Linked DNA regions of Homo sapiens: region 2 is linked to region 1. A link is a loop called in an ENCODE intact Hi-C map of the cell type or tissue named here. Cell type or tissue: heart left ventricle. All regions are shown on one strand. Each heading gives the region's core, and the rest is flanking DNA. Links, peaks and the distances in the headings are about the cores only. Region 1 has its middle 240 kb from the start of TRK-TTT1-1. Region 2 has its middle 330 kb from the start of PSMD7-DT.

Evidence for each region. Hi-C counts contacts between places; a loop is a spot of excess contacts. Peaks named below come from ENCODE experiments on the same cell type or tissue, not always from the same donor. Only the 100,000 strongest peaks of a DNase experiment are listed, where the experiment ranks them.
Region 2: a loop joins it to region 1, with 2.4 times the contacts of the local background. A loop is called at or near these places in 26 of 110 quality-filtered maps.

The regions. Positions count from the first base shown.
Region 1 is chr16:73,713,208-73,716,127 of GRCh38, reverse strand. It overlaps a transcript of ZFHX3 not described here. Among named protein-coding and RNA genes, the nearest start is that of TRK-TTT1-1, 240 kb to the right of the region's middle. RefSeq lists an enhancer at 1,644-1,938. In heart left ventricle, for the core only: a CTCF peak has its summit at 1,820 (motif pointing left); no DNase peak of the experiment used is centred there.
Region 2 is chr16:73,883,611-73,886,530 of GRCh38, reverse strand. It overlaps a transcript of ZFHX3 not described here. Among named protein-coding and RNA genes, the nearest start is that of PSMD7-DT, 330 kb to the left of the region's middle. In heart left ventricle, for the core only: no CTCF peak of the experiment used is centred there; no DNase peak of the experiment used is centred there.

The sequences.
Region 1 (2,920 bases), core at 284-2,783:
TATATTTACTTTTTTTCTTAGCAGGAGGAGCGTAAAACTTAATTACTGCCATGAAACACAAGTTGATGGAAATAGACAAAAGACGTCAATAAAATAATTTTTCAAACAATGTGTAGGGTTAGGGAAATGGAGCACCTGGAATGCAAAGGTTTTATGCAGGTGGTTGTTTAAAAAATTAAGATGTAGAGGAAATATGCTGTTAGAAAGACCACTGGATTTGGAGCCAGGAGACCTAGAGCTTTAAAGACTAGCTATGGGCCAGGCACAGTGGCTCATGCCTGTAATCCCAGCACTTTGGGAGCCTGAGGTGGGTGGATCACGACGTCAGGAGTTCAAGACCAGCCTGGCCAAGATGGTGAAACCCCGACTCAACTAAAAGTACAAAAAAATTAGCAGGGCATGGTGGCGGGCACCTGTAATCGCAGCTACTTGGGGGGCTGAGGCAGAGAATTGCTTGAACCCTGGAGGCAGAGGTTGCAGAGAGCCGAGATCGCACCATTGCATTCCAGCCTGGGCAACATAGCGAGACTCTGTCTCAAAAAAAAAAAAAAAAAAAAAAAAAAAAGACCAGCTGTGGTACTTGCTAACTTGATGATCATAAGTTTCGGCCTCAGTGTCTTCATCTATAAAATGGGATGGTGACACCTCCATAAGCTCTCTCACAGGTTGTGAGGAAGTTATATGAAAATCCATTGCCAGCATGAAGTTGTTATAAGGATGTAAATTATTGTTGGCATTAAAGAAGATACGCAAGTCTACGTCCGTGTGGTAATTGAATGAGACGGTCAACTGGGTCTGTTCATAGCCATACTATGCCAGCATGCTTGATTTCATTTGGATGCTCTTCACTTTGATGCTCTTCAGTGAGGTCAATTTCCTGTGGGGCATGAGGCTCTAAGAAACCTAGGTCTCAACCCATGTTGAGGTCAAGCAGGCACGTGATGGGAAATGAAACTGCAGGGATGCCGGCAGTCAGAATTTTAGCCGAGAACCATCATGTGACACAAGTACAATTTCTAGTCATCCAGCTTGACCCGAGCAGGCAGATTGGGAGCAGATGCTATATGCTCAAATGAGAGGTAGCTGCAACTTCATGGGGGTAGGGAGGGCAGAGAAAAAGGAAGCATTTTTAAAAGGCAATGAACGATTCTCAGAGAGAGAGAGACCCGGACTTTATCCGAGGAGATGAGACTCTAGCATAGTTTGCAGTTGCTTTGTTAACCTGTTTTTGTTTAAATGAGCGGGAGCAGGACTAATAGATTACCATGTGAGAGGAGCTGGTATGAATTTCTGAGCAGGAAAGTGAAAAGCAGCAAGGAACAGATGATGAGACAAAAGGGAGACTACACCAAGACTAAAGTTTTGGAAAGGAGGGGAAGTGGATATTTTGGAAAACATCAAAAATAATCGTAGTCTTCATGACCCAAGGAAACCACACAGTAATGGTGGAAAGCATGTTCTAGCTGATCAGGAAGTTGGGAATAGATGCTAACACACATGTTGAAATGTTAACACACACGTGCAGACGTCTCCATGCCATAAAGCATTTGAATACCCAGGCAGGAAGAGAATCGGGAGATGGGGTGATTCGGAGGACACTGGGCTGGATGGAGACTTGAGGACACAAATACCTTAGGAAGACATAAAGCTAGTGGAATCCTACCATGCTGCTAGGACTCCCAGATCTAGCCAGTCTCTGTAGAGAAAGCATCTGAAGTTGAGGCAAATGGAGTCCCCTAACCCGTGCTTGGGAATGGAGATGTGTCCTTTCCAAGGGAAATGTTGTCTGACATCTGCCCCCTGCTGGAAGCAGCTGCCTTGCTTCCTAAAGATGGGGGAGAGCGAACAATTGCAGGAAAAAAAAATTGACCTATTAAAGTCAATAAGCCCAGGATCCTAATGTATCCAACTGCATCTGAATAGCGTATGAAAATTACCAAAATTGTCTTTTAAAACCTACTGATGTGGGTCACCCAAGCAGCATGCTCCCAGTTGTTAATAATTAATACTGAGCATCCTAGGGAGGAATCACTGTGGATAATTGTAGCCAGTAAGTACGAGTCTGGCAGCCCAGTGTGCCGCGGGTCAGAAAAGGGCAGTGAGGAAGGGATCATACATCAAGCTGGTGCCAGCCGCTGGGTATCGGTGATCTGCTTCCTCTGGCTGTACTTATTCTTCTGATGCGAAAGCCTTCTAAACAAGGCTGTGAATTGGTTTTCATGCTCGCATTGACAGATTGGGAAAGCAGTTTGTTCTACCAAATTTAACAATGATATATCATTATCACAACTTTGGGGGAAATCTATAAAATCAATAAGTTTGTAGCCTGAACAGGATTTGTATCGCTCGCTTGCTGTGCTGGTGTCAAAGCGTGAGCATATGGATTGAGTCACAGCCTGAGATCAATGGAATTTGTGGACAGTAAGCTCAATAACAAGCCCTTCTGAAAAGAAATAGATGTAAAAAGCAAATTTACTAGAGTATAAAAAAAAAAAAAAAGCTAATATCTTTTCTGTGCCTGGCTGTAAAGTGCTGTTTGGCTGCCGTTGGCTGCGGGTACTTTGAAAGCTGTCTGGAGTATGTGCCTGCAATTCCGAATGCTGCTGCGCCAGCTTCATGCATTGCATGGACAGTTGGGTGCTTCTATTTGCAGGGTTTGTGCTAGGAAACTCGCCAAGAATAGGAGGAGGAGGAAAAATAGCCCTTTATATTATAAACTGAATAAAGAATAAAAACAGTCAGTGTGTCTGCTGGGGAAAGACCACGGTGGCTTTATTTACTTTGTGCTGGTAGGACTTGCTAATGGAGAAAAATAAAAAGGCATAATTAAATAGTTTAATGAATTCGCAGCTCTTTTGTTTGAGTGGGACGGGAATGCATGTTCCGGAGAGGCCTCACAAAAAGCTTGGCTGGTAGTGAG
Region 2 (2,920 bases), core at 298-2,797, 170 kb before region 1:
ATGATGGATGAGGCATAAGAAGTGCTTTCTGAGATTATTATGTGCGTCATTCTGTTAAGTGTTATTAAAGTCCGTCTGTCTTAGGCAGCAGAAATATCTTCGCCCTTATTTTGCTCCTGTGTTTAAAAACGGTAACTGCAGATCCCTTTCTTTCAAATGTAAGCTTTTTTGAGGTTATCTGACTGTTAATTTGTGTCCTCAAATAATGGGAATGGTGTTTTTTTTTCCCTCTTAAAATTTGATAATATTAATCCATAAACGAATTCTGGTTTATTTTTAAATATTTAATTTATAGTAAATGCTTTAGAAATGCATTTTATTTTTTAAAAAAGGAAGTAACAGAATTTGAGGTGTAGGTTTCAATCTGTAACTTCAAACAGATTTAATAGTCTTTTATTTTCTGGGCTCCAATTATTTTAAAAGTCATTGACGATTTGTTACCTTGAATGGATTGTGTAAGGTTCAGGATTAATTTGAATTTGATGAATATTACATTGAATTCCTCCCTATAGGCAGATGTATTCAGAGGTGACAGTATACAGGCATATGGATGGAAAGGAAAACTTCGCTCTAACATTTGGTCAGGGAAAGTTTGTTTATAAACTGTACATTTGGAGGGCAAATTTCCCTCAGTCAGGGGGGTACTTACTGCTTTTTGATGGGCGTGGGTGCATCAGGGTCTGGGAGTGAAAGTGACTTGCAGTGTTTAACAGGGCAGTGAAGGGGAAATTACAGATGGCTCATATTATATCTCCAGCAATTTCACTGAAACAGCAGAATTTACTTTTAAGGTTTGTAACCTCCTTTTAAGTCACAGATTTTCCCAAACCCTGTGATAATAAAATACAATCTACTTTACGGAATGCTTTTATTATTATTCAGTAGCCCTTCTCCCATCACCTTTTTTTGTTACTGTTTTTGAACAGTTTGGTGGGAGCATCTTTAGACCCCTGGAGGCTGATCCACGGAAAAATGAAACAAACAAAAAGAAGTAGATCATCACACTTTCTTAGAAAACACCACTTCCCCTTTTCAGAGATTCAGTGAGATCTAGAAAGGCTCATTTTGATACTTCTAATAGAATTATATAAGTATAATGCACAGCTGGGATAAGCTCAGCCATCCACAGCGCAGCTAGTTTTTGAACATTTAATTTTATATTTGAATAATTCTCCAGATCGGGCTATAATCATGAATGTCATATAAAAAGTTTTTTAAAAATAAATTACATTATTTCACAGATGTGCAAATACTTCTGAGAAAAAAATTACATTGATCAGTTTTTAATACCCCCCTGTCTCACCCTTCAGTCAAAGGGAAAAATAGGTTTTTTTCCCATCTTTGTCTTCAGAAAGGTGCTAGATTGTAAACATCTGAAGGAAATGAAAGGGGGTTGGCCAGTCCACCCCAAACTCTTTCCAGATTTTCAATCCTTTCAGCAGCAGACTTCAGTTTTCAGAAAAGAGGGAGGGTCTGGGTGGGGGGAAAGAAAGGGGATGTCTCTGTTTATTATTAAAATTTAAAGCGAAAAGCATTGCTATAACTGGCTAATTTTGAATCTACCAAGTTAGAGGGCTTGAACAACAGGAGGCAACATTTAGGTAATGTGTATTATGCTGATTTGGAAAAGATAAGGCATTTGCAGCTAATTAAGTTCTAATTCTGGGAAGAGGACAATAAACAATAGATGACTATCATTACTTTTATTGTTTCTGAAACAATAGCATGTGGATATTTAATTCAAAAACTATTCAGATAAACAGGGTCATTTTTACTTAGGCAGAAAGATTCTTATTCTTTGTAGAGTGTTTCTGAAGCATAGTCTATTTATTACAGTTTAAATAAAGGCATTTCGGAATGTCTGTGTTTTGCGAATAAAGACTCTGAAAGCCACCACTGAAGCTGTCAACCGTGGTCATTTCGGGAATAGTCATCTGTGGTTGGAAACACCACTGGTACTCAGGGCTGAATGAACAAAGTGCTTTTGAATCCAAAACAAACAATTTAATTAAAAGTCTAAACTGCATGATTTTTCCATGTTTCTTTTGTTAACAGCTCCAACCAAGTCATATGGCATGGCCTCCACACTCCTGTAAGATTTGGGTATTTGATATGTTGTCTTAAAGATATCCTGAAAGTGGAAAAAATTGCATTAGCATTTAGTCCATGGATAATAATTTGGTTAAGCTACAGTTTTTCAGGACTTCTTTATTGGCCCACATAACCAATTTTTTTTTTAACCAAAACACTGAGCATAATATACAAAAATAAAACAAGGTGTTGTATTCAGATCAGTAGGTACAAAATCATAATTGCCCCTTTGTCTTCCAGAAACCATACAGGCCTGATACACAATGAGAAAAATAATCTAAAATGTTGGGTTTATTTTCAATATGCGAGTAGTATAAAAATATGCAAGCTCTGATCACAGTGTGCTGGAAACTACTTCACAAAAATGTGTAACGAAAGCTGTTACTCTATGTGTGGTTCACGTATTGGGACAGCTGTGACAGCCTGGTACAGTTTAACACTTGTTCAATTATAAGAAAAAGAAGGGAACTTGATTTAGATAAGAATCTCAAATAATCCTTGAAATTTCCAAAGTAACTTCTCCTTCTGATCAAAATTGTAGCTTTCTCCAAGTTTCTCCCCTTCTCTTTTCCTATATTTTGTGTCCTACTCACTTATGGAGACCTTGGCAGTAAGAGGCACCCTTGACTTGACCACCTCATCCTTCTAACCTTTGCTTATCTTTAGTTCTCACAGGGGCTGGGTTATAGCTATGTGCAAATTATTTCATATTTTAGGTGTCTTTTTTATAAAAATATTCACTTAGGAAATCCCTAAGGAATCATCTAGTAGCTGGCCACACTTTTCCAAAACATGTCTGTTTGTTTTCAGGTGATTTTTACCGCGCCTT